Linked DNA regions of Mus musculus: all the other regions are linked to region 2. A link is a loop called in an ENCODE intact Hi-C map of the cell type or tissue named here. Cell type or tissue: left cerebral cortex. All regions are shown on one strand. Region 1 has its middle 20 kb from the start of Gm31946. Region 2 overlaps A830082K12Rik (RIKEN cDNA A830082K12 gene). Region 3 overlaps Mctp1 (multiple C2 domains, transmembrane 1). Region 4 overlaps Slf1 (SMC5-SMC6 complex localization factor 1). Region 5 has its middle 130 kb from the start of Gm25383. Region 6 has its middle 270 kb from the start of Gm25383. Region 7 has its middle 130 kb from the start of Gm25383.

Region 1 (4,000 bases), 250 kb after region 2:
AGCGAAGAAGGAAGAAGACGATAAGCCACTGAAGACTATGGAGACCAAATAATTCTTTCGCCTTCCTTTGTTGGTTTTTTTTTTAATTTTTATTTTATTTTCTAAAACATCTTTGAACCTGATTCATTCAGCTGGTCTGGTAGAAAGACATTTCCCTAATGTGGCTTACACTAGTTAGTGAATTCTCATATTTTCTCCCACCAAGGCTGTTCACTTTGTGAAAGCCTTCACAAAGAGTTTCACAGTGAGAAACCTCCAAAACATCCTCCTCAGTGCCCTGGCCTGGCAGCCTCTCTTGGTGCACCAGACAGACAGATATAGTAGTGGCTGTGCCTTTACTCTCACTGTCCTTCCTGGTAAATACAAATGGAATATAAGCCCCAAATGACCAATTAGAGCACTTCATGCATTTTTCCATTAGCCATACAACAGTAGTCAGCCTAAGGAAATACAACAAAAAGCTAATATGTGGTAGTCTGCTGATACCTGGTTGCAAACTTGCTCTTTAAAAAAAAAAAATTAAATCTTGAAAGAGCAAAATTTCATGAATTTCTGTTGTGTCATCTAACAAAAGAAACACATAGGTATTCCAACATGGGAATGAGCACTATTTGAGCTGAAGTAATTCATCCTGGGCTATTCTTTGCCACGGCGTCCTACAAATTGCATGACCTGCTTGTTAGGCTTGACAACAGTGTTTTACCCAACAAAGGCCTCTGCAGTGCTGAGCAGCATTGGAATGTCAGAATGAGCACATTTCACACACAGATGTGCAGCCATAATAGCCTATAAGAAGATGCATGTGGCAGGGAGCACATGGTGGGGGCTAGGGCCAGGGCTGGCCAGTGCACAGTGCGTGAGCATGTAGTAGCCTACATGGGGCTGGCTGGAGGGGGAGGCCGACACTTAGCAGCAGGAACATGGCCCCGCTGACCACATTTAATCAGCCCTCTGTAAACAATTCAACATTTTCATTGTTCTCTAAAAACTAATAAAGAGAAACAAGCACTTTTCATTCATCTTGAAGTAATTTTCTGTCAGGTCGGAGTCCCCTGTGGCCTCCAGCTTGGGCAATGCTAGCTGTGTGATACAACAACTATTGCAATTTATTTTACAAACTCTGGTCATTCACATGTCAGTTAGTGTTCACGGAGCGGCATCTGAGACTGTGCAGTTAACGAGTTTTACAACATTTCTATCAAGAGAAACTGTTTAGCATAACTGACTCTTAAGGAGTTATTATACCTCTAAAAATCCATTTTAAGGGGTATTATTTAAATAAAATAGAAAAACGGTTCACTGCCTTTTAAAAGGGCTACAAAAAAAGTCCATCAGCTCTGGCGCAGTAATCCTCAGCTTAAAGCGCTCTCGAGAGCACTTCTGGGAATTGTCAGCATAATGAAATGCTTTGTGAAATGTCCAGATACATTCTTCTCCTCGACAATTTTACTGCACCATATTTATTTTCTATCTAGTTTTTAAAGAAGTGAATTACTTTTTGAGAGGATGACTCTATGTTGTGTAGATTAACTGAGCACGTTACTACCAAGGTGCTAGCAGAAGAGAAGGTTCTGTTTGCAGCGCCATTGCTATGCCATCAGCAGGTGGAGGGGAGCAAAGAGAAAGGCAGCCTCCTTGCTTAGTGCTGTGGCTACAAAGGGTTAAAGCACAATGTTGTTCACGCAAGTTTACATTTTCCGTATGCTATAGTCTCAAACGTTTGAATGATTTTGTTACCAATGACAGATATGACTATTTTCCTGAAATTTGTAAAATGGACTCCTTTCTTATTCCAAATAATTAAATTCAGGAAAACTCACACACATGTGCATGAACAGATAATAATGTAGACTCTTTAATATCTGGTCTATTGATATGGACCCAGGTCAACAGGATATGCTATTGAACATTTTATTCCATAAAGAATAAATTTGACCCCAAACCAATTAGTGAGTAAATCCTACAATTTATAGCCAAGTACAGCAGAGCACGGAGTTCATTTGGCACCTTCTATTACCTAACTGGGTAAAACTGCTATATGTAATGTAAGTAGCTTTATGATTCTTTCTATAATGAATGCAAGAAGAAAAATACAAGAAAAAATATATTCTGTACTAAGGAGAGATATTTCATATCCTTAGGGACTGTATCTAGAATAGTGAACATTTTCATTTGGCTAAAATTGGTCTTTTAATTTCTTACAGCAATGTTTGTGTACATGGTTTTAATTTTCTAAAGGGCTTGGGCAGGTACTCTTATGCCCATTAACTGTATCTATCATGAGAAGTACGGTAACATCCATAAAGAAATATAATTTGGTATAACTCATGCTTTTATCACCTCCTACAGACATTATTTCATGCTAGTACATTAATATTTCCAGCATGATACTGTCATTCTGAAAAACTTTACTTTCTGAAGTTCAAATGTGGAGAAATGAATTTTTAAAATTCCCTAAGTGCCTTCAATTTGAGGAGAATGTAACTAACTTCAACATAAACTCCTTTACCTTTTATTTTTAATATTTAGTGGCACTTCAGATAGTGTTCAGACATCGTGCTATGATCATATCTGAAAATTTTACCCACTTCTTGACCAAACGGCTTATTCTTTTCTGTTTCCTCTTTTATATAAAATTTAGTGACTTTCCAGCCATTTTGTCCTCTAATGATAAAAATCAGGGGAGATTGAAAGAAAAGCTTGTTTTAATAATTTAAACTTGAGTCTGTTGCAGTACTTAGATCTTTTTCATTCTTCAAACTCAAAACTTACTTCAGCAGACAGAATGTATCAGTGTCCTATCTGTGCCATAGCAAATCACCTCAAACTTAATGGTGTAAACCAACAGATTTCTATCCTATAATTTAGAGTTCAGAGTTCTCTGTGGGGTAAGCCACTTGTGAACCGAGTGCTATTTCCCCTGAAAGTTTTAGAGAAGACTTGTCTCTTTAGGTCTTCTCTATCTTTTAGAAACCACCAGTCCTTCCTGGAGTATGGTACATACCTGCACATTCAAACTTAGAAGCAGGGCAGATTGTTCTCGGGCAGCATCTACTGTAGCCTTTCTTGTTACCATGTGCTAGTTCAGCTGGAAAATAGTCTTTATTTTAAGAACTTGTGTGATGAAGCAGAGACAATAAGGAAAGTCCACAATACTCTCCCCAGCTCAAGGCCCACCCCTTGAATCACTTGGGCAAAGTCTATTTTAAGATACAGAGTCTCTTTTAAGATACAGTCATAGGAGCTTTGGACCTGGACATCTTTTAAGCTTAACCACAGAGAGACTTTGAGAGTTATTTTCCAAGCCAGGATTTGGAAAATTAACAACAGTTTTGTTTGCAGTGAACTCCATAGTTTGAAAACTATGTACACAATAGTTTGGAAACTTATACCCCAATGTATGTATCTATATCTAAACTGCAATATTATTAATCTTTGTATTAAAGACTCATTTATCTTGTGTGTATGTATGTATGTATGTATATGCAATTTTCTGGTGTTTTTTTTTTTTTTTTATTCTGTTACTCAGTCTTGTCTGTCCTGTAAGGTACATGCAGTTTCTTATGGAAAGGAAGAATAAAGGATGAGGGGTGAGGTTATACTGTGTTAAATGTAGCTTTCGATACATTGCAGAAACTTCCCAGGATGCTTAGATGGTTTGGGAAATGAGTAAGAAATTATTTATTGCTTTTGTATATACTCTCACCTCCATTTGTCCTGGTAGAATGTAACATACCCAAAACTTCCTGAAAGTTGAGAGCTTTAAAGTATAGCATTGGATGACAAATGCCATTTATAACAAGCCAGAATGAGACTGTTTATCAGAAATCTCATGAACTTGAATGGGGTACATGTATGGGATACGACCATATCATGTCAAAATGACTTCATGTCAGTGCACTTGAAACCCCAAGAAACAAACACCCCATTTTAAACACTAGCAACAGAATCCATGTGGAATGGAGCTGAGAGAGAGAGAGAGGGTGATTCTGCTAAGTAT
Region 2 (4,000 bases):
CAGCCCGAGAGCGAGCCGAGGCCGGTGCTGCCCGTGCCGCCGCCGCTGTCCTGGCGGGAGCCCTCGCCCGGTTTCAAGAGTGCGGGGAGCTGGGAGAGTCGAGCAGGATCGGGACGAAGCTGCCGGCGAGGATCAGGGCGCTCGGGTGTCTGGGGGCCAGGTCCAGGGCCGGACGCAGCCAGCCATTCAGGAAGGCAGCGCTGGAGAGCGGGAGGCAGCCGGCGAGGAAGATCACACACTTTGCTCTTTTTGTTGTGCGGGTGGCGCCGGGTTCTCTCTGCCTTCTTCTTTCGGGAGGTGACGGAAGGGGGAGAAAAATACGAGATAATTCACGCCAGCGACGAATTCACAGCGAAATAGGAAAAAAATAAAAATCAGAAGAAAATGCTTGAGAAAATAAGGAAAAAGAGAAAGCGAGAGAGACATCCAAAGTAGGTCGAATAAATAATCCTCTTCTTTTCCTCTTTCTTGCTTCTTCTGCTTCTTCTGCTATAACACACAGAGCTAGTTAAAAAACCCTGGAGATCGCCCAAAAATGTTCTTTTTTTAGTATTTTAAATAAGTGCTCTTCAGCTGGGAACCAACACCCTCCCTCCAAAAAAAATCATATATATATATATATATATACATACATATATATATATAATAACGATAAGAAGAATACTGAGGGGTGCCTCCTCCTCCTTTTTTTTTCAAGTTTAGTCTTCTCTCTTCTAGAGGAAAGGAGTGAAAGAGAAAAGGAGGGAGAGAAAGAGGAAGGGCGACAACTAGTAGAATATGTAAGGAAAAGAAAGGGGGAGAGATAGGGCAAGAGGAGAGTGGGTGAGAGAAAGGAGAGGAGGGAGAGAGGGGCGAGAGGAGAGGAGAGGAGAGGAGAGGAGAGGAGAGGAGAGGAGAGGAGAGGAGAGGAGAGGAGAGGAGAGGAGAGGAGAGGAGAGGGACCAAAAAATTGAATGCGTTTAAACGGGAGGACACTCAGAGCAATGTTTCCGAAAGGGGGATCTGCGCGAATGTCTGTATATAGTGAACTTTGACACTACTATTGAAACTGACACGTTTCTATGGAGATCTCTGCCTTATATGGAGCTCGTGTCAAGGAGCCAAGAGAAGGGCTGCTGGCAACTGATAATCAAAGGCGACTGACTGGTCAGAGCCCTGAATGGGGGGTGGGGGGGGGGAGAGAAAATGGGAGGCTAAGGTTAGCCAAGCCTCCTTCACGCCATTGGTTGGAAAGTCCTTTTCCCCTCCCCCCAGCTACCTACAGTCTGGGATGTCGAGGGGAGGAGAAGAGAAAGTGAGGGGGGGGGTGCTTCTGACAAGCATAATTTACATTGAGATCGCCCTGCGCTGCTATTTACTCTGAGACCTGATTAGTATGGGTCGTGTATGGTCACACACACACACACACACACACACACACACACACACACACGAGGGGAAAGGGATGATGAGGGGAGAACGCGTTGTGATGGGAAAAAACGAGGAGAAAGAAATTACTGTATATCTTATGAAAACTTTTCAGAATTAGGTTTTATGAGCGTAAGGAGTGGCACTGAAAACGTTAAGAAAAAAATTAATGAGGAAAAAAACTCCATCATTTTAATGATTTGTGAAGTCTACTTGGTTTAGAATCTTAGTTCACATTCAATATAATCTTAGTCTGTATCCCGCTCATTTTATATAATTATGAAAAGCCTCCTCATTTAAAAATCTGAAGTATATCATAGTTTCGGAGGCGTAATTACGACAAAGCACACACATGAAACTGCAGCTACTGCCACAAATTCGATCCGAATCGATGATTCCTATTCATCCCAAAGATGATCTTAAAATAAACTTTCCAATCAATCCTCTTTTTCCTTTTTCATCATTTTTATTCCCAGGATGCTCAAACTCCAAACAATGCTTCAATGATTATTAATAAAGCATTTGTAACTCCTCATATTGTTGTGGGGCGGCTGTTAGTGCGGACAAGTCAGTCACAGGAAAAGAGCAAACGAACGAACGAGAAGACGGGGAAGAGGGAGAGGGGAGGAGGGGAGGGGACGAGAAGTGGGAAACGGAGGGGGAGGGGGAGGGGGAGAGGAGGAGGAGGAGGAGGAGGAGGAAGAGACTGAGTCTCTCACTCGCTGTGTGGTGGTGGTGGTGGTGGTGGTGGTGGTGGTGGTGGTGGTGGTGGTGGTGGTGGTGTGTGTGTGTGTGTGTGTGTGTGTGTGTGTGTGTGTGTTGGGGTGTGTGTGACTGAGACCCCATTCCCGAAGGTGATTGGTCGCAAAAGGAGGGGTAGGCAGGAGGAGCGGGTCCCGCCGCGGGCCTTGCAGGAATCGCTAGGTCGGCCTGCCACCTAGCGGACGGGAGCCGCTCTCAGGCGGCACGCAGCCGAGTCCCTCCTCCCCTCCTCATTGGCAACCAGTGCCTTTTCTCCAAACCAAGACAGCACTTTGAAAATTCTTTCAATGGAATTTTTTTTTCCTTGAAAGATGGTACTGGGGAAAACGATACTTCTATTAGTTACATATTCTCCAATCCCACACTCGCAACCCCCCTCGTTTTAAGATCGCTCTCATCCGCAGGCTCAGGCAGGCACAGGGCGGCAGAGTGACAAAGCCACGGCTGCCTCCACCCGAAGTGGGAGTGGGAGTGAGAGTCCCTCTTACCAGCCCTCAACTAGGGAGAGCGTAAAAGTTTGTCTCAAGCGTTCCGAGCGCCCCAAGGTAAAGGTGGAAGTAAATGGCCAAGTTGTATGGAAAGAGGTAGGGTTTGGCTATTAATACTGGTTCCCACTTTAAATCTCACTAGTGAGGGCTTTAGAAAGCGCTGAGTGTTTGGGGCACGCTTTGCGCTTTTTGGTCTCTGGGATCTACCACTTAGTGGCCAGTGATATATATTTTTTTTAAAGAGCAGAATAAAGACTTTCTTATGTATGCCCTTCTATTTGGAATAATGGAGACTGCATTCTGCGTGCTGCGGCCCATTGTACGCAGATGATGGAGAGGCGGGACATGGGGTGGCAGGGGCTCCTGGCCTTAGCCTCTCAGCCCTAATATTCGTGATCAAGTCTTCCGGTTCGTTTAAAGGTGAAATTGATATGATAAAAAAAAGGAGGGAAGGAAGGGAGGGGGGAGGGAGGGAGGGAGGGAGGGAGGAAGGAAGGAAGGAAGGAAGGAAGGAAGGAAGGAAAGAGGAGAGAGAGAGCGTGTGCGCGCTGTTTATATAGAAATTCTAAATTTTACTCCCCAAACAATCAGAGACAGGGAGTAGTGAGCAGCGGAACGCAGCAGAGAAAGGGAGGCTGGGGGAGGGAAGAGTCACAAAACAGTGGGAGAGGAAGCAAAAAGCAAGCGTCCGGGAACCGGAGGCCTGCTGGGTGCGGGGTCTGCATGCCTAGTCTCCCTCGGACTCTGGGCTGTACACGGTGGGCACCAGAAGTGAGACTCGGCCAAGCCCTGCCGTACCAGGCAAGTAACGCAAAGATAATCGTGTGTGTGTGTGTGTGTGTGTGTGTGTGTGTGTGTGTGTGTGTTTTGAAACTTGGGGTCTGTAATCTTCGATAACGTGGCTAGGTAGAAAGGCAATCGTTACTCGTCCTCGCCAGCCTAGATAAACAGTCAAGGCAGCCCAGGTAGGACCCGGAGAACTTTCGTCCGGGCCTGGAAGGTACGCCTCCTTGGAGGAGAGGATCCTTGCCAGCCCATCAGTCCAAACCCAAAACAGGTCCTCTCACTAACCTCTCCCACCCGGAGCGGGAAACGCTACGTGGGCAGGGGACCCGAGATTGCATCAAGTTTAGCTTCCGCGCGGCCAGCCTGCAGCTTGCAGAGATGGAGAAGCCGTGGAGCCCGCCGGCCTCGGCACCTGTGCCTAGCCGCGCCGCAGACAGGACTTCGCGAGTCGCGCTCAGTCGCCAGCCTGAGGTCGCCCCGAATAAAATAAGGCAATCGATGGCTGCCCGTTTGATGTGGGCGATAGTGTCAGCGGATTAAAGGGGACAGCGGTTCTC
Region 3 (4,000 bases), 1.4 Mb before region 2:
TTATCTGTTCTTTTATGGCTTTAAAAATAGTGAATGATGCCAAAGATCACTGTGCCTTTGTAGCAGAGTGGTTTTAGTGCAGTTTATTGGCTGGCATCTTCTGAAAGCATGTTGCTGGTAAGCTTTGCAGAGATAAGAAGATAAATTTAAAAGTAACCCTTGCTGCAGAGAGGCATAGTAGATCTAAAATTCATGCCACTAACATGAATTTAGTTTTAGAAGTTATTCTTTGTAGCATGAAAAGATAAAACATAGCAAGTAAAAAGAAAGCATCAAGTAGAATTCTATAAGCTGAGAAAAATGGTATTGTTACAATGTGGACAATTTTCCCAGACACAGTATATGTTTGAATGACACACAGCATACCAGGCTACCTTGCTACCAACATTACCAAAATAATGTTCAGTGATTGAAAACTTTTACTTGATTTGGTAGCATTAGGATAAAAACTACCAATTATAATATAGTTTTCATTATCCAGTCTTACATCTTGTTGGTAAAGCCTCCGACAGTGAGATGGGAATGCCTTTGTTGGGACTTTTACTTGTGTTGTGGAGAGGTCTGCACACTCATTTCTATGAGCCAGGTAAATAATAAGAGGACCTGAAACATCTAGCCAGCCTAAGAGAACAATATGTAAAAGCCTTTTTAAACTTTTAATTAATAATTCTTTCACATAGCCTGAATATTTTTAGAAATTGTACCCTCAGTTGTATTGACTGAACACAGTATGAATCAGTTGCAGAAGTAACAATCAAATTTAGAGATCTATTCAAGAAGAAAAGTATTTTTAGGCGCATTAAATATTCATTTCCTAGAAAACTTGTTAAGAATCTGATTTTTAAAATTATGACTCTGTCCTCGGTTTTATAAAATTTCTCAAAGTAATTATAGAGACCCACTTCTAATAAAAAGATTAGCTATTTAATTAAAATAAAATTGAGATCATTTAATCATTTCATAATTATAGGTTATGGTTACATAAAACTAAATATCATATATGAGGCATTTACTCTTCAGGAAGCCTTCTATGAGGTGGGATGCTGCAAATTAGCACCTTCATTGCCCATGCCTGTGTAGACTGTCTCATACATTCCTCCATATGACAACTTGGAATTCATGCTTCAGTAGAAGGAAATGCTGAATATCATACAGCTGCCTGCAAATCAGAACAAACTAGAGTGCTTATTTTACTAGCAAATTAATCTTCCTGAACGTTTTTTATTTGTTTGAGCACTTACCAAGTGAATTTTGCCTAAGTTTATGACTTATGAATATTTCAAAGATGTATTGTACTTAGCATTGTATCACTCAAAACAAAATCAAGTGTTCACACTGTACTTTTGAATGCAACTTGCATATGTTTTAAATTGTGTTTAAAACTAAGGCTGTGCGGAACTTCCCTGGTAGACCAGTAAGCAGGGTTTGAGCTTTATAAATAGAAGCAGTAAGATCTGTAGGCTTCTCTGGCTTACACTGACAATATGATGTGGCATCTCTAACATGTTTCGGGAGGATTCACTCTACCTTCTGCATGTTTTATAGGCCTCGTTTATAACATGTGAGTGACATTGGGATATGCTTATTTGTATGTATGGGGTGACAGAATGTTGATGTGTTTCAAACATAATATTCATAATTATTCCATTTTAAGATAGACTTGTAGTTTTTTATAGTTGAAGGGAAGTACTTTTAAATACATTTCTAATAATCTGACGTATAGATCTGTATTTCTGAATTTCCAAAAATGTCACATGTCCTAAAAGTTTCTGAGAATGCAGTGTTAATTTGATGCATTTTTCCCATGAAATACTGGATTTTTTTTATTCCAACACAGATGACCACCTGAGCTTTATAATCAAAGCAGTTGGCAGTTTCCTATTGAAGAAATGCAGCTTAGAAATGAAAATTGAATTATTATATATGATATATTGCACATATTTGAATGAGTCTCTTTTAAAGTCTTTAGAGAGCCAGGGAGAGTTTAGTATGAATGGCCCTTTCTCCCTACTTCTGCCACCTCATGAGGTTGCCTCAAACCATTAAACACTGCAATTACTGCACTGAAGAGAAGATTATTAATATGGATTCTCTATGGAATCCATGTAAGTAATCCATACAGATTAGGAGTGTTATATTACATTATTGAGAGAGAATATTTTCTCTATCAAAAAAGCAATTTACATTTGTCTGAAGATCAAATACCATGTGAAACAGTAAACAATGTTAAACCCTAAGACTCCATTCTAGCTTTAAATCAGAAAGTATGTTACAAATACCCACGTATGTTACGATATCTTTACCTGCATCTGAACTTGCCTTCTGCCAGCAAATAATGTTCATACTGTTCCATTCCTCCTCTGCCTCTGCACAAATTGTCTTTTATGTCATTCTACAGCATGGCCTGTAGGGGGCAGTGTTGCACCACAAAAATCTCTTCAGCAACTCATTTAGTTCAGCCAGAAAAAAACTTGCTCCATTACAGACCTGTTAAAAGCAGGCAGAAGCTATTTCCATAATCGTAGACTTTGACGATGGTCTGTAGTCTTGAAACTGTGACCTGCAGCTTTAGCATCCAATTGTTTGGCCTTAAAGTTCAGGTTCTTTTAAGGAAGTGGTTTTACTTTGTATCATGACCCCATGTGAGCTGGAGACAGCAGAGTGACTAGGAACGTAACCTGGAAATCAGAAAGCCTGGGCATGAAGTGTGATGCTTTCAGCCTTACACCATCTCTTAGATTAAAATAAACTGACAGATCTCCCAAGTGATAGCAGAGCACTGTAGTAAAAAAAGATGAGAAGAGTGTTCCTGAAATTAAGCACTTTCTCCCGTAGAAGAAACCGTGCTGTTACATCTTGCTGCTCTTAGAGGCCGAGACCTGTTCAACCACTTCTATGAAGAACAATCAGAGATTAAAACATGCCTTATTATCATACTATTTTTTAGATAGCTAATATAAAGTACAATTACATATGTCATATAAAGTATATATGTATTTGTAAAGATATGTAATTAAGTTCATATTGTGCACATATAAGCTGTATATGCAAGGAAGGTAATTTCCTTCCCTTTGAAGCAGTATTTGAGAATAATTGACAGAGGTATATTCATTCAAGCAGTGCAGAGCATGTGTTCTGTACCCAAACTGTACCTTTATTCCTAATTCATGAATTGAAAACAGTACATGATGTTTTAAGAATTGTAGCTTTTGGTTTATTTTAGAATAATAAGCTGTCTTGCAGAGAGCTGTTTGCCAGAACCGGAAATACTTTTGCAGCTTCATTCCCTTCTCAGTGCTTTGACTGTGTCCACCACGATAACAATTCTGTTCTAAATTGGGATTCCAAGTTGATATGTCCTGATCATGTGAAGCAGAGATAGAGGTAGGTTGCATAGAACAGGAGACAAGTAAGTTGGGTTTTACAGTATGAGTAGGAGTTTGATGAATGCTGAGAGCTGGAGAGAGCACTCCAGATGAAAGGCACATGTCAATAAACAACACGAGAAAACATTTCCTTAGCTCTCAAACCTGTTATTATCACTTCCAGAATATTTCTATTCCATATTATGACTATTCAAATGTCTACTAAGGACGTCCTAAAAACAATTTTATATTTTACATCTTACTGAGAAAGGAAATTGATTTTCTATACACAAAATTCTTATCAAACAAGTATGCCTCACACCCAAGAAGGTCTAATTCCATGATCTTTAAAAAAAAAAAAATTTCCAAAGCCATGACGATCCATTCCTGTGTATAAGAGAGACTTGTTGATTTCACGGAGTAAAGCTTGGCTTCACTTCTCACTGAAAATATTTTTGAATAGGGAAACTGTTCTTAAGTGGAGAGAGAATGACCCTTGCTTGTAAACTGTGTGTTGAGATTTTTAGTTACAGCTGTTAAGTGCCAGAACAGTCTATGGTACTGATTTTGTAGAAATTATCCTGTATTTCTAGGGGCTCTATGGCATTAACTACCACATTAGCTGATAAAACTAC
Region 4 (4,000 bases), 1.2 Mb before region 2:
TTAAGAACACTTGGGAGCTTCTTTAATGTCTTTATATTCCTAGCATAAACATCCAATAACCAGTCAGTATGTGCATTGCTGGCTTCTGTATCACTATTGCATGCCATAAGCAACTCATTTAGATGACCTAACCCTTTGAAAGCTAGAATAAATTCTGAGGACAAATCAAATATTGAACAAAAATTAATCAACATCCTACTAAGTAAAAACGAACCAAATTCAAGCTGTTGGTGGTAAAAATGTTTCTGTGTCTTAGCATGAAAGTTGTCCACTGTATCGTCTATATTTGTAATGGCAAATAGTTCTTCCTTGTCCTTAGGGGACAGCACATAATCCAAGGGCAACTCCCCCTTAGAGTTCCTCTGCTGTAAAAGTTCTGGGCCTGTGAAAAAGGAAATGTAAAATGTTAAGAGTAAAACACTTTTATTTTGCCAGGTTAACGGCTGCTTTCTTCCCCCACCTCAGTATAATAAAAGCCTTCCAGGATTCTGTTTATCATCATACTTGCTACTGATTAGCTGCCTACATATATTGTAATTGCCCATACAGACCAATAAAGGTGGGTTTACAAACTGAAAATTCTACTCAACTGACTAATGAATTCTGCTAAAACATAGTCTATATGATAAGTGAAAACAGTTTTTAAAACCTTCCCTGCTGCCAATTAAGAACAAGAAATCCAGTACTCTCAGAAGAAATTAATAAAACACATTAATTAGAACCTTAGGAAAAAAATAGTTTCTTTTCCATTACTGACTAACCACCTGGCAATGTGAAAACTATAAAGACCCTTCACAGATACAGTACAATTTGTATTTTATACTTCTAATGTTTACTGTTCACAAAGGCAAGGGAGTCATAAAAACTTCAAAGTTAATTTTCTAAATTGAACTCAATACTTGATCTATCAAACCAAAGCCGAAACCAAACCAAAACTGAAAAAGCCTGCTATAGTCAGAGTTAGTACTTGCAAAGTACTGAAATGCTCAGGACTCAAGTTCATCCTGAGTATTAGAGGATGACACAAGAAGTGAAAAGCAATGGTCCGTCCATAACAAGGTATAGAAGTGCTCTTTACTCTTATCAATCACAGCTTGTAACCCTTTGTGCAGTCACTCACAGAAATGTAAGCAGCAATATGAAAGTATGGTAGGATACATTATAACACATTGTACCGTCAGAAAGAATAGATTATTAAGCGCTAAAACTCTTAATGATGACTATAACCACAAATATAAAGGCTACATATATATAATTTGTGGGGAAAAAAGAAATTTCAAATGAAAGTTGTATTATCTATTATTTTGTTAACATCTTAAAACAAAAGAAAAATATTTTTCTTATTTCTGTTTGGAAAACATTACAAGTACCTGAAGTAAAGTTTAGCAATATATACTCTTGAAATTATTGCTAGCAAGACTGAAAGTCTTGAAATGAAGAGATTATAAAGCTGCCAGAGTGATAATGTCAAACCATATAAAGGTTCAAACCCAGAATCTGACTAGATAAGTCAACAAATAAACAACCTAGTACAAACAACAACAAAAACAACACAGATGTAATTTAGCCAGTGCACCTTGACAAACCTAAGTACAAGTTAGTTTTCTCTCCTAGATCAGAGACTAACCCACATATGACTCTGTTAGCTAAATCAGCACAGCTGATCTAATATCACACTATGCTAATCAGCTCGAATCCATTAAAGAATACTTCTGATATAATTTACATTATTTGATACAGAAATGAATATTGGCTTGCATGTCAGATTAAATCTTTGAGTACAAGAAAACAGAATACTTAATAGAAAAAAAAACATTGGGTTTATAAAACTAGTAGTATTTAAAAGAGAAGGTAGAAGAACTAAAAATACATCAATTATGAAACAGTGTTGGTAAAACAGACACACTTAGGCCTTTAGGGGGCAGGAGAAGACTATAAATAACCAAGTCTCTTAAGCCATCATGCAATATATCCAGGCTTTCTTAGATACTCATAGGGAAAAAAAAAGGGCACATGGAGAATATGCCTTTTGTTTTTATGCAGAATGAAATGCGTTATTTACAGTATAAAACACATCAAATTCTAAGTTAAAATTAACACAAACAAAACCAATAGTCACACAAATGTTTATGTTTTTCATATTACAAGCTAGTTATCAGGGTTTCGTTTTTAAAACACAAATTAGTCTGAATATTTTGAAGCAAAATTTTGTAATAGTTCAGATGCAGAAATGTTACTAAAAGGGGAGTTGCTGAAGATAAAAATGAATCAGAAAAAGCAGTATATGGGTATGAAGCTTAAGTTATCCTCTTCATAAAAGCCTTGTACTATATTTAACATGACCTGAAAATCCAGCTTCAACTTAGTTGATGGTAAATATAAATGAAAATATCTTAGGCTATCTTTTCCATACTCTATAAAGGAATGTCATATAAAGATAATATTAGCTTAGCCAGTTATACATATATACACACCACATACATATGTAATAAAAAATGGAAAACCGAAGTAGTCATAAGAAGCACTCAATCCACTTATTAACAAGCTTTCAGAAATTATCACTTCACAAAGATACCATATACATTAAGTTAAAGCAATATTTAAAACCAACAGCTTCAACTGCAAAAATATACTTTCATACATGAATGTTAATAGGTTTTAACAATATATATATTATAAAATGGTGCTTACAACAATTAATACAAGGTGTCTGTATTTAGGAGACATTTTGTCTTTACTTTCTCATTATATTTTATATAAAATAAAAGCACCTTTTCTTACAGACTTTTCAATATAAAATATTATCTGCCTCTGAGGAAGTCATCAAAAACCTAGATAATTTCCCGAAAGCCCTGTAACAGGAACGCACTCACCCCCACGCTGTAGAAGCAGCTTGCCAATCTCCACATGTCCGTTTGACAGCGCATCATGCAAAGGCGTCACCCCGTCCACTTGAGTGAGCAGATCCACCTCTGGACAACGCTGCAGAATTTCCTGGACACACTCCGTGTTGCCATAGTTGCAGGCTTCATGCAAAGGCGTCCAGCCAGCATTGTCTAAATTAGAAATTAAGGCAAGTTTTAAAACAGCAGAAGTACTGTTGGTTGCAAAGTATTGATATTCCACAAGTCCCCTCTATTACTCTGTAGGAGCTTCATATATGAAAAACAGCATTGGTGAAAACGAGCCCACTGTAATCATGTTTCTACTTAAAAATGAAAATAAATAAAAAGAAATTTTAAACATTAATATTGGAATATGACCAGAAAATTGCTTCTAAAATATTTTATATTATTAGCTCTAAATTATCACATAGTGAATTATTTCAGTTTGGCTAGTAACTATTTTAGAAATATTTTTAGTAAATTTAGTTAAATGATTTTTCTTAATACGATATAAAACTATTTTGTATAACAAATTGTACGATGCTGAAGGAGGACACAAAGACTTAGAGATCTTACCTTTAACATTGATGTCTATTCCTGGCAAAGACAGAAGGATAATCAATTTCTCCACTTGGTTTTTTATGCAAACTCTATGCAGAGCTGTTTCCCCTGACATAAAAAATTAATAGATTATTCCAGAGAAGACAAGATATCAACTAAAGAAAATAACAAAGGCCATGAACTAGAAGGTCTGGACCCATGCCAGACTGGTTTAAACATCTCTTGAATTAAAAACAAGAAAAGGAAGAAGGAGAGGTGGGGTGGGAGGAAGCCCAGTAGCCCAGAGCTTCTGCTCTGTCAGCAGCTCCGCAATGATTCTACAAGGGAAGCTCTACACAGCCATTGTCTCTCCCAGTTCAAGGTTAAAGCTTCAGTCCTGCTAGACAAACCCCAGATGACCAGACAACACCAGAAATACTTGGTTTGTAGCAATAAAAGTTTTAAAGTGCAACTGCCCTCTCTTAAATTTATTCATGAATCTACGCTAAAATGTATAGCTCTTTCTTATACAGCATTTATAGCTTAATTCAAATGAATGTTTCTAGCTAAGCACG
Region 5 (4,000 bases), 830 kb after region 2:
TGAAGAGGCCTCCTCCTGTAGGAAGGCAGGAGCCCAAGTGGAGGTGTAAGGACACAAACCTAACCTTAAAATTTTGACCCCAAATTTGCCCTGCCTAAAGAAAAGCAGGAGCAAATATGGAGCAGAGTGAAGGAATGGTCAACTAATAATCAACCAAGCTTGAAACCCATTCCATTGTCAAGCACCAATCCCTGACATTAATAATGATACTCTGTTATACTTGTAGACAGGAGCCAACATAACTGCCCTCTGCTCTACCCAACAACTGACTGAAAGATACATTCCAAACATTAGACAGAGGTCAGGGATTTTTATGGAAGAGTTAGGTGAAGAATTGAAGGCTCTGAACCACACAGGAAGACCAACAGAGTCAACTCACTTGGACATCTGGGAGCTTTCAGAGACCAAACCAACAACCAACAAACATGCATGGGCTGGAAAGAAGCCCCTGGGACATATGTAACAGAAGTGCAGCTCAGTCTTCATGTGGACCCCCCAATAACAGTAAGGAAGGCTTTCCCTAAAGCTGTGGCCTGACTGTGGTATCCTTTCCCCAACAGGGTTGCCTTGTCTGGTCTCAGGGGGAGAGGACATGCCTAATGTGGCAGAGACCTGCTGTGCCAGGGCTGGGAAAAAACCCAGGGGAGACTCAACCCTGTGGGAGGAGAAGGGGAGGTGAGATGGGAGGAGAGTCTCTGAAAGGGGGAATTGGGAGGGGATCAGCTATTGGGATGTAAATTAATTAATTAATTAAAAATAATTAAACTTAGGAATTTCCTCTTTCTCCACATCCATTGCTGGTGGGATTGAAAGCTTGTACAACCACTCTGGAAATCATTCTGGCGGTTCCTCAGAAAATTGGACATAGTACGATCAGAAGATCCAGCAATCCCTTTCCTGGGCATATACCCAAAAGATGTTCCAAATGGTAATAAGGACACATTCTCCACTATGATCATAGTAGCCTTATTTATAATAACCAGAAGCTGGAAAGAACACAGATGTCCCTCAACAGAGGAATGGATACAGAAAATGTGGTACATTTACACAATAGAGTACTACTCAGCTATTAAAAACAATGAATTTATAAAATTCTTGGGCGAAGAGATGGATCTGGGGGACATCATCCTGAGTGAGGTAACCCAATCACAAAAGAAGTCACTTGATATGCACTCACTGATAAGTGGATATTACCCCCAGAAATTTAGAATACCCAAGATACAATTTGCAAAACACATGAAACTCAATAAGAAGGAAGACCAACATCTGGATATTTCTTTCCTCCTTAGAATAGGGAACAGAACACCCATGGAAGGAGTTACAGAGACAAAGTTCCGAGCGAAGATGAAAGGATGGACCTTCCAGAGACTACCCCACCCAGTGATCCATCCCATAATTAGCCACCAAATGCAGATACTATTGCACATGCCAGCAAGATTTTGCTGAAAGGACCCTGATATAGCTGTCTCTTGTGAGGCTATGCCAGTGCCTGGACAATACAGAAGTGGATGCTCACAGTCATCTATTGGATGGAACACAGGGAGGAGCTAGAGAAATTATCCAAGGAGCTGAAGGGGTCTGCAACCCTCTAGGTGGAACAACAATATGAACTAACTAGTACCCACAGAGCTTGTGTCTCTATTTGCACATGTATCAGAAGATGGCCTAGTCAGCTATAATTGGGAAGAGAGGCTCCTTGGTCTTGCAAACTTTATATGCCCCAGTACAGGGGAACACCACGGCCAAGAAGTGGGAGTGGGTGGGTAGGGGAGCAGGGCAGGGGGAGAGGGGAGGGTATAGGGGACTTTCAGGATAGCATTTGAAATGTAAATGAAGAAAATATCTAATAAAAATTGAAAAAAATGATTTAATTTAAAGTTTGCATGGATTGCACAATGAGATCTGTCTCAGAAACAAAACAAAAATTATTAATATTCTTGAAATGGCACATGAAATTAAAAAATATTTGATAGATATTGAAACAATGCCTACACACTCATTACTTTTGCGTTACTGAGGCCAAGGGGACGTTTTGTTTATTACAGTTTAGAGGCCATAACATAGAGAGTTTAGGGACAGAACCAGCTCAGTCAGTGGTAGCACTGGCTCGAAGCTTGGCTTTATAAGTTGCCAGATCATGAGGCAAAAAAAGGACCTAGAAACAAGGTTGCCAATAACTTACAGTTATACTTTAATATCCCCAAACTTTCGTAGCTCCCCAAAACAGCAGCACCAGGTGAGCAATGTTACAACACAGTTTTGTAAGATGTTTCCTTTCTTGATGATTCTGCTTTAGCATCTTTAATAAATATCTGATTACAAAGTGAAAGATGCTGACATTTCCCAAACGCTTTTTTTCCAGTATTTTCTTATATATAGGCTCTGCTATGAGGTTGAATTCAGATTTAGTCCATTCAGGTATTTTTTCACCCCTATAAACTATTACACAAATGAAGTGAGTGGCAAGAATTCAGTCTTTAATGCAAGGCAATAAGTGAGTAACCAGAAACATATTCTTAGCTTTAACTAAAAGAAAGCACATGTGTAAAGGTGCAAAGATCAGCAAAACGATAGGTTCAGTGGTTATCTGATACACAAAGATATCAGCTGCTTGGATATTGCTCTCTATAATTTAAAGTTATTAAAAACAGCCTAATTTTAGAGTGATAATCACAAACTTTAAATAGCCTACCCTGCCTTGGAGTGTATAGTGCCCTTGCCAGGAAAGGGGGAGGCAGTAAGTGTGTGGTGCTTACCTGACACAGACATCATTGCATGTGCTGAAGGGAGATCCTGTTCCAGCGCCTTTCCTTCTAAATGTGGACTAAAGTTCATGGCATTGCTGGTGAGAAAACTTCCAACTGTATAGATGAATCTTCTTCCAGGAGAAAAGATGATAATGCACAGCTTAGCCAGCATGGAGAGAAGAGTAAAAATCTGGATGCACACATGCTCAGACTCTGTCGATGCCTACAGCAAGGAGATATTGAGTTAAAAACACTGGGAAAATAGACTAAATGCCAAAAGAATAAAATAGTTATATTTTGTGATTTTTTTATACAATCTGTACTTTATAAATATTTGCATGCCATTTCTTATTCCAGCATATAGAAATGTCAAATTTTACTAATTTAAGCCTCCATTAGCAAAGCATCAGACTATTTTTCTTTAACTCTCATACAGATAATTTAATTGAATATAAACATTGTGCATATTCACAGCAATTTCCATACATTTATTTTAATAAATTAGCTTACCAGGTCAAATATGCCACTGCACAAATTTCTCGCAGACTGTCATTTGTCCTACAACAATCGTATCTTGTATGTGAAGTCAGTGTTGTTTCTACTTCATGGGGTACATATTTAGGGGCTTTATTTCTCCTAATAGTAAAATCTTTCTCATTGGGAAAATGGGTGAATTTACTTACCTCATTTCTCCCATGTTATATATTCGTGTTAAATAATTTTCTTCAAACATGTTATATTAACACTTTATTTATACAATATGTGCTCTTAAGGTTCTTATGTTGTCTTAAATGTGCTATTCCTCTAACTTTTTATAATTTAACTTAAACAACACTTTTAATACTTCCTAAGAATTAAGTTTGGTGAATAATATAAGGAAACCACTATTTTTCTACTGTGTTAAAAAAAAAAGTATTTTCTTTAAAGTCATCATTTTTGGAAGCTAACCACAAGCTCTGATACTCAGAACATACTTGTCACTTTTATCTGAAATTGTCCTCAATGCCAACAGAAACTTAGAAAGCCTCATAAACACACCACGTTGAGATTCATAAGTGTGCTTTGATTTTAACAGAAGTGGAAAGAGTCCCCTTGATCACTTGGCTGAGTTTGCTTTCATTGGCTTTTGCTCTCTCCAAAAATAGAATTTGACCTCAATTGGCAAAGATGCACCATCTCTAAGAATATTTCAAAGGGTCTGCACCAAAAATATCTGAAAATTCCCAAAAAGGACTTCTAAAAATATTGTGAGC
Region 6 (4,000 bases), 690 kb after region 2:
GAGAAATTACACTACTCTGTTTTTGATTTACATCCTCCTAAGAAGAGGATTGTAGCAGGCACAGAAAAGACTCCTGAAAATAGAGGGAGATGCCTCATCTTGTTATTTGCCAGTCGGCTTAGCAAGGGGAAATCTAATCTGGACTTCTAGCCTGAACCATTGTGAGAAAATAAACAACCTTGTTGCAACCACCAAGTATGTAATATATTGCCATGACAGCCTTGGCAACTGTACATATGTAACTGGCAACCATAAACCAGCCCCATTTTAATGTTACTTTTTAAACGCTAATCAAACAAGTGATTTTAAAATCTCTTAATAAACAACTTTAAACTGGGAGCAGATTGGCAGATGGCATAGGAAAATAAATGGATTTTTCAATAAATGAACTGGAATTTAAACCTTTCAGTAAGTTATTTGTGTAACTCTCACCTATGAATGTCATTGACTTATTTTAACAACAAAAGTAATGCTGAAAATATTTTGGACTTATCTTTATACTCAGTCAAGTGGGCTCTCAAGGAAATCAGTGTGACTGTATTATAACCACTTTTTATTGTGTTGCTTAAATATTATTCACTGCTGTCGCTGAAAGTTTTGTTGATTATGAAGAGTGAATTCATTTTCAAAGAATGATGACTTTTTAATATAAACTTTCCCCTCCAAAGGAAGTGTCAAAAAGGTTTAGTCTTTTAGATTAGGGTCAATTCTGTGGGCACACTATACATGACACACACACACACCACTGCCAGCCTGGCACACATGTAACATCTGTCCAGTCCACTCTCCTCGGGATCTTTTCTCTGGTAGCCATCTAGGTTCATCTTGATGCTACTGTATTTCTCAGAGTTCACCGTCCCCTTTTCTTCTCTTGACTGACTCTGCTTAGGTGTGCTTTTCTAGAGGTGCCAACTGAGTACCCATATGCAGGCTACTGTCAAGCTACTTTATTCCCATTTCTTTATTGTTACATCCACACAGCTTCCTCTCTACATTTCATCTCTAGATTTTGTTTTATTGTACCAGCAATGTTTGTTTCTCTGCTTTGCATCTGAATCAGTTCGAGGGAAGGCAGGTATTTTTAGCAAATACATTATGATAGCTAAGCAAAGACTTGGATGTTTAGTTGTCTGTGCTGAAATATCAACATTATTGAAGACTGCCTATGGGTGATTTGATGAACCCTTAGAACCTCCTCTTTATTCTTTTTAGAACAGACATTTCAATGGTATCAACACTGCTGGCCATTTTGAGACTAAATAAAATGATATGTGGAAAGCTGTTTGCTGAGAGTTTGGCACATATTAGGTCATCAGGAGGAAGTGTGCTACATGTTAGGACATGTAGTTACTTACACTTTTAGAGGATGGATTTCCAAGAAGAAATACTTTGTTTCAGCAAAGTCCAAATTTTCATGCAGAATCTCAGATGTCCAGGAGACCGAGGAATTCAGAGTTCAAGGTCAAGCAAAGCCCTGCTAGCTGGGCCTACAGAGTAAGTTTGAAGTCAGCCTGGGCAACTTGGTGAGTTAGAGTATAGGTTAGCCCACTATACATTAAATCTCTACTACCACGAGGAAATACGATCACCACGATGTTAATATAGTTCAGACTTGTTGCTTACTTTAAGAAATAACATGAAGGTGAATTTCATATATCTGCATACATTTGGTCAAAAACCATCAATAGCTGTTTTTTAGCTCAGGAAGTAGTTCAGAAAATTACCATTCTACATTTGTTTCTCACTTTAAAATATATGAATATATGTGTGTGGCTGTGGCTGTGGGGGGGGGGGGCGCGGGGGGAGTGCATGTGTGTGGTTCCTGGTATGTGGGAGGCCTGCGTGTCTGTGGCTGAGTGTGGATCCTGTTCAGGTTTGACTGCAGATACCCCTGGAGCTGGAATTAAAGGTTGACATGGGCTACCTGATATGGGGACTGCGAGGTTACTTCAGGTTCTGAGGATTTCACTCAGTTCCTATGAAAGAGCAATTCGTGCTATTACCCACTACATTGCATCTTAGTCCCTACCATTTCCGTTTTAATGTGAGTTCTCAAATGTCTGTACATGAATAGAAGGAAGCCTGTTCGGTATTTTACTATATTCCATTTTACTAATAGAATGATTTGGAGAGATAAGAGGCAGAAAACAATTTCATGAATCGTACTTGCCTGCTCGTGTGTTTACTAATATTCACAGTATCAATAGCCATCAAGTCGCTAACTTCTCTCACACTCAGTGAGTAAGACAACATAAGTTCAAAAGATCTACATCAAGTAAACCTGAAAGCCTGTCTGTCCTCTGTGCGGTTGGGAACCTACAGATTCACTTTCATTCAGACATTTGAAACATTTCTTCATACTAATTTCAAAAAGGAGTCACTATTTATAGTTTCATTGCATAGGAGAACACGAATTCAGTGGTTAGGGCATGTGATCATGTCCAAGTGTTTGGTGTTAACAGGCCTTCATGGCAGGTAGCTCATACTCATGCTGAATAGTAGTTATGTTAATATTTCAAGCAAAGGGTGTTACTAAAGATCAATTGAAGTCAAATATTAGAAGCTGGACGTTAGATATTTCTAAAACTACTTTTTGAGCTGTACTTAATGCATCCAGTCCAGTTATGCAATTCTCTTTTGGACTATATTGAATTTCTAGCACCCAAACCAGAAAAGAATTCTGGAGCAAGAAGATATATCATTTTCCTTTGAACTCTTTTCCAATGTAGAACACTTCATTCACAATCATATAAAGATGTCTTTGTATCATACTTACTGTAATAATAGACCGGATAGATTCTTGGTAAAACATGAATATTTTTAAATGCTCTATATGTTCTAGCTCTAAACTGCATGCTTTAAGCATATTGCTTTGAAATACTGAAAAAAATGCATACTGAATTTTGATGTGTTCTAAAACCGTCATGAAAATTAACATCTTCCCTCAGCCCAGGGCCAAACAGATTTTTTTTTTTTTTTTTTTTGCAGGGCCAAATTAGAATCTGCCTACATGCTTCAGATAAAAAAGGTAGCAAGCCATCAACTTTTTAAAGTCAGAAAAGGCAAAAAAATTTACATGGCTCTCTTTTTATGGTGAGCCAAGTAGCTAGGGAGGGAAATAAAATTTTAGTTTAACCTTAACCCTCCAGAGTATGTGAATATTAAGAAATAAATTCCAGAATGTAAGCAGGTATTTTAAATTCTATATGAAATACAGTGCTTTTATATAGAAATGTAAGTTAGTGAGCGTAGAACCTGAAGAACATTTAATAGATCTCTCTCTCTCTCCCTCCCTCCCTCTCTCCCTCCTTCCCTCCCTCATTCTATCTATCTATCTATCTATCTATCTATCTATCTATCTATCCATCCATCTATCTTACTATCTATCTTTCTATCTTACTATCTATCCATCTATCATTTATCTTACTATCTATCTATATTTCTATCTATCATCTCTCTATCATTTCTAATTTATCAACTATCTATCCATCTATCTATCTTACTATCTATCTTTCTATCTTACTATCTATCATTTATTTTACTATCTATCTATATTTCTATCATCTCTCATTTCTAATTTATCAACTATCTATCTATCCATCCATCCATCCATCTATCTATCTATCTATCTATCTATCTATCTATCTATCTATCATCATCATCATCTATTGTTTGTCTATTATCATCAATTTAATCTATGTATCTCTATCTAACATCTATCTACCTATCTAATATCTATCTTCTATCACTCATCTATCATCTATCTGTCTATCTATCTGTCTCTATTTTATCTGTCTAATATCTATCCACTCACTCACTCACCCATCTATCTTATCTCATCCTCTTTCTCTCTCTCTCTCTCTCTCTCTCTCTCTCTCTCTCTCTCTCTCTCTCTCTCTCTCTCTCTCTCTCTCATCTACCTGCCCCAAAATCAATAATCTATGGCTATAGTTATAACTATCTTTAAGGTTCACATTTTAGTAGTCTTAATGTTATCAAA
Region 7 (4,000 bases), 830 kb after region 2:
AAAGAGACCAATTAGAATTTTACATGTAATACATGTAAATGAAGAGGCATAGCTGAACAGTGAACAAAGTTTAACTTATTAAACAAAAAGTATAGAGACTTCCAAGGAAGGAGGTTTTAAATGATTCCTAATAATACAATGGCACAGAAAAAATGTCCCAAAGTGTTATTTATCAGACTGGTAACCAAGGCTTAGAGACCTTTTGGATATTCATCTGTTTGTGTCCTCCATTTCTAGTCTTTCTTTGGTCTTATATGCACCCTTGCATTTATTTCAATGTTAACAGTGCTCAGTGGCATTTTGCTCCAGAAAAGACCTCATGTCTTAAAATATTTATTACTTTTATTATGAAGGAATTCTTTAAAAAGAGTAACATTAGTTCAGTGGTGCTAACATCAGTAGCTTAACATGATCATGTCATGAGGTTTGGAAATTATCCTGAGTATTAGAACTGTTGGGTCGTGCATAGTTTCAGAGTTATCTTGGCTTTGCCCTGGCCTCCATTCTCAACAGAATGATAGGGCATCACTGGAAAATTTGTATATGAAGAATTAAGTTTATTAGAAAGTTTCCAAGGGACATTATTGTCTTTGTTGAGCAAAGTGACTTGAAGTGAGGGAAAAACTGAGTCAAATAACTATATATGATCACCAGACTCACTATTGTGAAATGCCTTTGATTTAATGAATGGAGTATTCCAGTTTGGGTCAGAGATGAAAGCTGTCAGCAACAGGAATCTTTGTCCTTAGCCTTTCTTCCATGGAGTCCTGCTCTGCATAAATTAAACAAATATTTTAACTATAGTGGTTTTTAGGGACACCAATTACCATTGTGTGCATGCTACATATTGAAGTCCTGCAGGACAGGTCTTGGAAAAGTACTAAAGCTGGGTCCTGGGAATTTTTTAAGGTTTCCCTCCTCCAGCTAATAGTCATGCTGGTCTCACACTACTTCCCACACTATATTAACATCTCCCCATCAACTTTTAGCCTTTGAAAGAGACGTTCTCTTTGACAGAGAAGGTGCCAGGAATAATCCTAGCTGGTAGATAATTTGGCCATCTTCTTGTGTTCTGCCTGTGCTCTGCACACATTTTTTTTTTATTTTGAGGACCCTCAAGACTCAGTGACCTCATTTTCCACATCGACTCATCCCTGAAACAGAGTCTAAGTGGGTACTGCTATATAAACATTAATGATAGGGGTAAGAAACACTCTGCCCTTATCCATATTAGCTTTCATTGTGAAGAAGGAAGTTTGTGATATGGAAGAGGACAGCTGTGTTACAGGAGACAAAGGGTTATATTCCTTGTTGGTCATGTGCCCTTCTAGAAACATAAATATGCCCTCTATACGTGTTCACAGAAGATTGGAAGATCTTGAATCCAGGTGAGAAAGAAATGCACTATGTGAGGTATAGATTGTATGTGTGTGTACATATACACATATGTGTATCTCCATGGATGAAGACAGGCACCCACCCCAGTGAAGGTCTTCACAATCTTTGGAAGTTCTGAAAAAAGTTTTTCTTTTCCTTTTTTCCCTATCATCCGCAATTGTTCAGCAGAACTTTGCTAAACATTTTGTCTGCTGCTATACTGTGGGAAGCATAGAGATGAGTCCTGTGTCTCATTTACTACAGATTAGCAAGAGGGCATCAGAAATGACTTTTCTGAAGTTGTGCTGGGGCAAGAATGTGGTATGATTAGAGGGATCTATAGCTCAGGGACAAATGCCAGGGGACAGCCAAGGAATCACCTAGCACAGATTTCAGCGTATATAAGCAATGATTGGGATTCTCACAGTTACCATAACACAAGAAATTGTTTAAAAGAGGCAAGTTTGTCAGGGTGGAGTCATTAAAGGGAAGGGTGACCCCTGGAGGCCAGAACAGCCTACAGCATGATCTGTCTTCAGTCACAGATTCCTTTAGGATTCATTCCCAGTAAATAATAAAAAATGCCTATCCACTCCCCAAATGCCAGCTAAGCATTTTGGAAATGCATTATTTTATTAGAGTCGCTTATTGGATTAATGTACAGTTAGAGCTAAAGGAATAAATGTGGAGTTAGTGGTGGTTAGCCTGCCAGGCACCACCTGCTCCCTGATGCTCTTGAGCCAGAGGTTCAGCCTTTGCTGTTTCTGAATACAGGTTCCCAGCAGCAGAGCTTTCCTCTCATCCCCTCCAATACTGGTGCACTCAGAGTGTGGCCATTGCTTGCTAGTGTTGGGCCTTTTCTAGAGCTTTATTTATTTGATTTACCATTTTAAAAACCAGCCTCTTACAATTTGTGCTCAATAGATATGTGAGCTCCACCGTCATCAAACCTCTGGGGAAAAATTCATGTCTGTGGACAGTTTGAAGAACCAGCAAATTTTGTTTTCTCTGTGTTCTTCAGTTTTGTAAAGTGCTGTGATCATGCTAGAACATTGGTGTGCAGGATGGCAGCTCTAGTTTAAGTCTAAAATACACGTGTCATTTTCAAGAATTATTAGGGTTTCATGAATTCAGAAAGAGCTTTTGTATCTTTAAATAATATTTATAATTCCCAACTGCCTCATATATATCATTTCTGATCAGATATAGATCTCGTCAGTATTGACTTCTACTTTCTTTTATTTAACTTTTAAGTTAAATAATATGGAAAATAATATATGTTTATAATAGAATTTCTATTGTCATTATTTTCTTAAAGACAAAAATTCAAAAAATAATTTTACTTGTTTTGATTAGAGTAACTGGGATATCCCACTAAAATGAAATAAATAACACTTAGGTCCTTAGTCTTGTTTTTATGGAATTTACATTTTTTATTTAGATATTTTTATATTTACATTTCAAATGTTATCCCCTTTTCTAGTTTCCCCTTCGAAAATCCCCTATTCTTTTCCCCCTCCCCCTGCTCCCTAACCCACCCACCCACTCTTGCTTCCTGGCCCTGGCATTCCCCTATACTGGGGCATAGAACTTATACAGGACCAAGGGCCTCTCCTCCCATTGACGACTGACAAGGCCATCTCCCGAAGGAGCTAGAGAAAGTACCCAAGGAGCTGAAGGGGTTTGCAGCCCCATAGGAGGAACAACCATATGAACTAGCCAGTACCCCCAGAGTTCCCTGAGTCATTAGTCTTTTTAAAAACATAAAAATGTTATTTTAAAACAGTGGTTCATGATATTTGTTTAGGCACTGAATGTTGAGATAGTGCTGGTTCTCTTGTGTCAATGAAGATAGAAAACCTTTCACAAGTGATGTTTTACAGACTTGTTAAAATTGAACAAATAAACAAAAAAGCTTCATAGAGGAAATAGCATTCTCAGAGTAAATGGGAAAAGGGGAACTCCTTAGATTTAGCTGCTGAAAGAGAAGCTGCTCTAAGACTTCGAGAATTAGGGGCCATCATGAGAAGCAAAAAAAGATAATGAAAGAAAGAAAACAAGTACAGAAACATTCATAAGTGAGCTGAATCATAACGATAAGTAATAAATATATTGACTTTAATGAAAAGGGAATGAGCTGTTTTGTAAAAATATGCAATGGGACTAAGACTAAAGAAAACAGTCCAGAAAAACTGAGCTCAAAATTATTTGGGAAAAAAGTGTTAGTACATATTTAGAGCCAAGAAATGAGTCATTTCATCTTCATATGGCTTTGGTTTCTGGAAGGACAAAGGTCAAAACTCCTTTGTTTTGCATGAACTGGTCACCTCCTCTGAAGTGTAACCTGATAGGGGGCAGGAGCTCTAGTGCAGACAGCCTTTCCCAGACACCCACAGCTGCAGAGCAGTAATTTCAGCAGCAGGCTGGGGTGTTGGCTTCAGGAAGAGGCTTCTCCTGTCTTTTACAATCTCAGTCTTACAGTCTAGACCTGGATAATGCTAATATCAGTGGATGAGTTAATGTGGAGGGGAAAGTGGTCAGGGCTGTAGGCAACTACAGGCAACCCAGGACTTCTGAGTGTTTGGGGAATGATCTTAAAGAAGAAACCCCAATTGGCAGTGTC

The links. Peaks named below come from ENCODE experiments on the same cell type or tissue, not always from the same donor. Only the 100,000 strongest peaks of a DNase experiment are listed, where the experiment ranks them.
Region 1: it touches region 2 in a loop (11-fold over the local background); 2 of 42 quality-filtered maps call a loop at or near these places.
Region 3: it touches region 2 in a loop (2.9-fold over the local background); 5 of 42 quality-filtered maps call a loop at or near these places.
Region 4: a loop joins it to region 2, with 4 times the contacts of the local background. A loop is called at or near these places in 11 of 42 quality-filtered maps.
Region 5: a loop joins it to region 2, with 3 times the contacts of the local background. A loop is called at or near these places in 11 of 42 quality-filtered maps.
Region 6: it touches region 2 in a loop (4-fold over the local background); 2 of 42 quality-filtered maps call a loop at or near these places.
Region 7: a loop joins it to region 2, with 5 times the contacts of the local background. A loop is called at or near these places in 11 of 42 quality-filtered maps.

The regions. Positions count from the first base shown.
Region 1 is chr13:78,445,249-78,449,248 of GRCm38, forward strand. No RefSeq gene overlaps it. Among named protein-coding and RNA genes, the nearest start is that of Gm31946, 20 kb to the left of the region's middle. In left cerebral cortex, no CTCF peak of the experiment used is centred here; a DNase peak (open chromatin) is centred at 1,555; H3K4me3 peaks cover 417 bases.
Region 2 is chr13:78,199,401-78,203,400 of GRCm38, forward strand. All of the region lies in intron 1 of A830082K12Rik (RIKEN cDNA A830082K12 gene), which reads left to right. Among named protein-coding and RNA genes, the nearest start is that of Nr2f1, 2.5 kb to the left of the region's middle. In left cerebral cortex, a CTCF peak has its summit at 2,370 (motif pointing left); DNase peaks (open chromatin) are centred at 1,199, 2,334 and 3,823; H3K4me3 peaks cover 3,742 bases; H3K27ac peaks cover 3,228 bases.
Region 3 is chr13:76,842,376-76,846,375 of GRCm38, forward strand. The region is part of intron 15 of Mctp1 (multiple C2 domains, transmembrane 1); the gene reads left to right. Among named protein-coding and RNA genes, the nearest start is that of Gm24519, 240 kb to the left of the region's middle. In left cerebral cortex, a CTCF peak has its summit at 2,401 (motif pointing right); a DNase peak (open chromatin) is centred at 2,514; H3K27ac peaks cover 317 bases.
Region 4 is chr13:77,043,649-77,047,648 of GRCm38, forward strand. Slf1 (SMC5-SMC6 complex localization factor 1) reads right to left here. Exons shown (of 21, transcript NM_134071.3): 19 at 3,462-3,554; 20 at 2,874-3,056; 21 at 1-382. Among named protein-coding and RNA genes, the nearest start is that of Slf1, 90 kb to the right of the region's middle. In left cerebral cortex, a CTCF peak has its summit at 1,915 (motif pointing right); DNase peaks (open chromatin) are centred at 1,930, 2,959 and 3,781; H3K4me3 peaks cover 1,017 bases; H3K27ac peaks cover 905 bases.
Region 5 is chr13:79,032,597-79,036,596 of GRCm38, forward strand. No RefSeq gene overlaps it. Among named protein-coding and RNA genes, the nearest start is that of Gm25383, 130 kb to the right of the region's middle. In left cerebral cortex, no CTCF peak of the experiment used is centred here; no DNase peak of the experiment used is centred here.
Region 6 is chr13:78,889,486-78,893,485 of GRCm38, forward strand. No RefSeq gene overlaps it. Among named protein-coding and RNA genes, the nearest start is that of Gm25383, 270 kb to the right of the region's middle. In left cerebral cortex, no CTCF peak of the experiment used is centred here; DNase peaks (open chromatin) are centred at 1,969, 2,353 and 2,995; H3K27ac peaks cover 1,422 bases.
Region 7 is chr13:79,026,420-79,030,419 of GRCm38, forward strand. No RefSeq gene overlaps it. Among named protein-coding and RNA genes, the nearest start is that of Gm25383, 130 kb to the right of the region's middle. In left cerebral cortex, a CTCF peak has its summit at 1,878 (motif pointing left); a DNase peak (open chromatin) is centred at 1,871.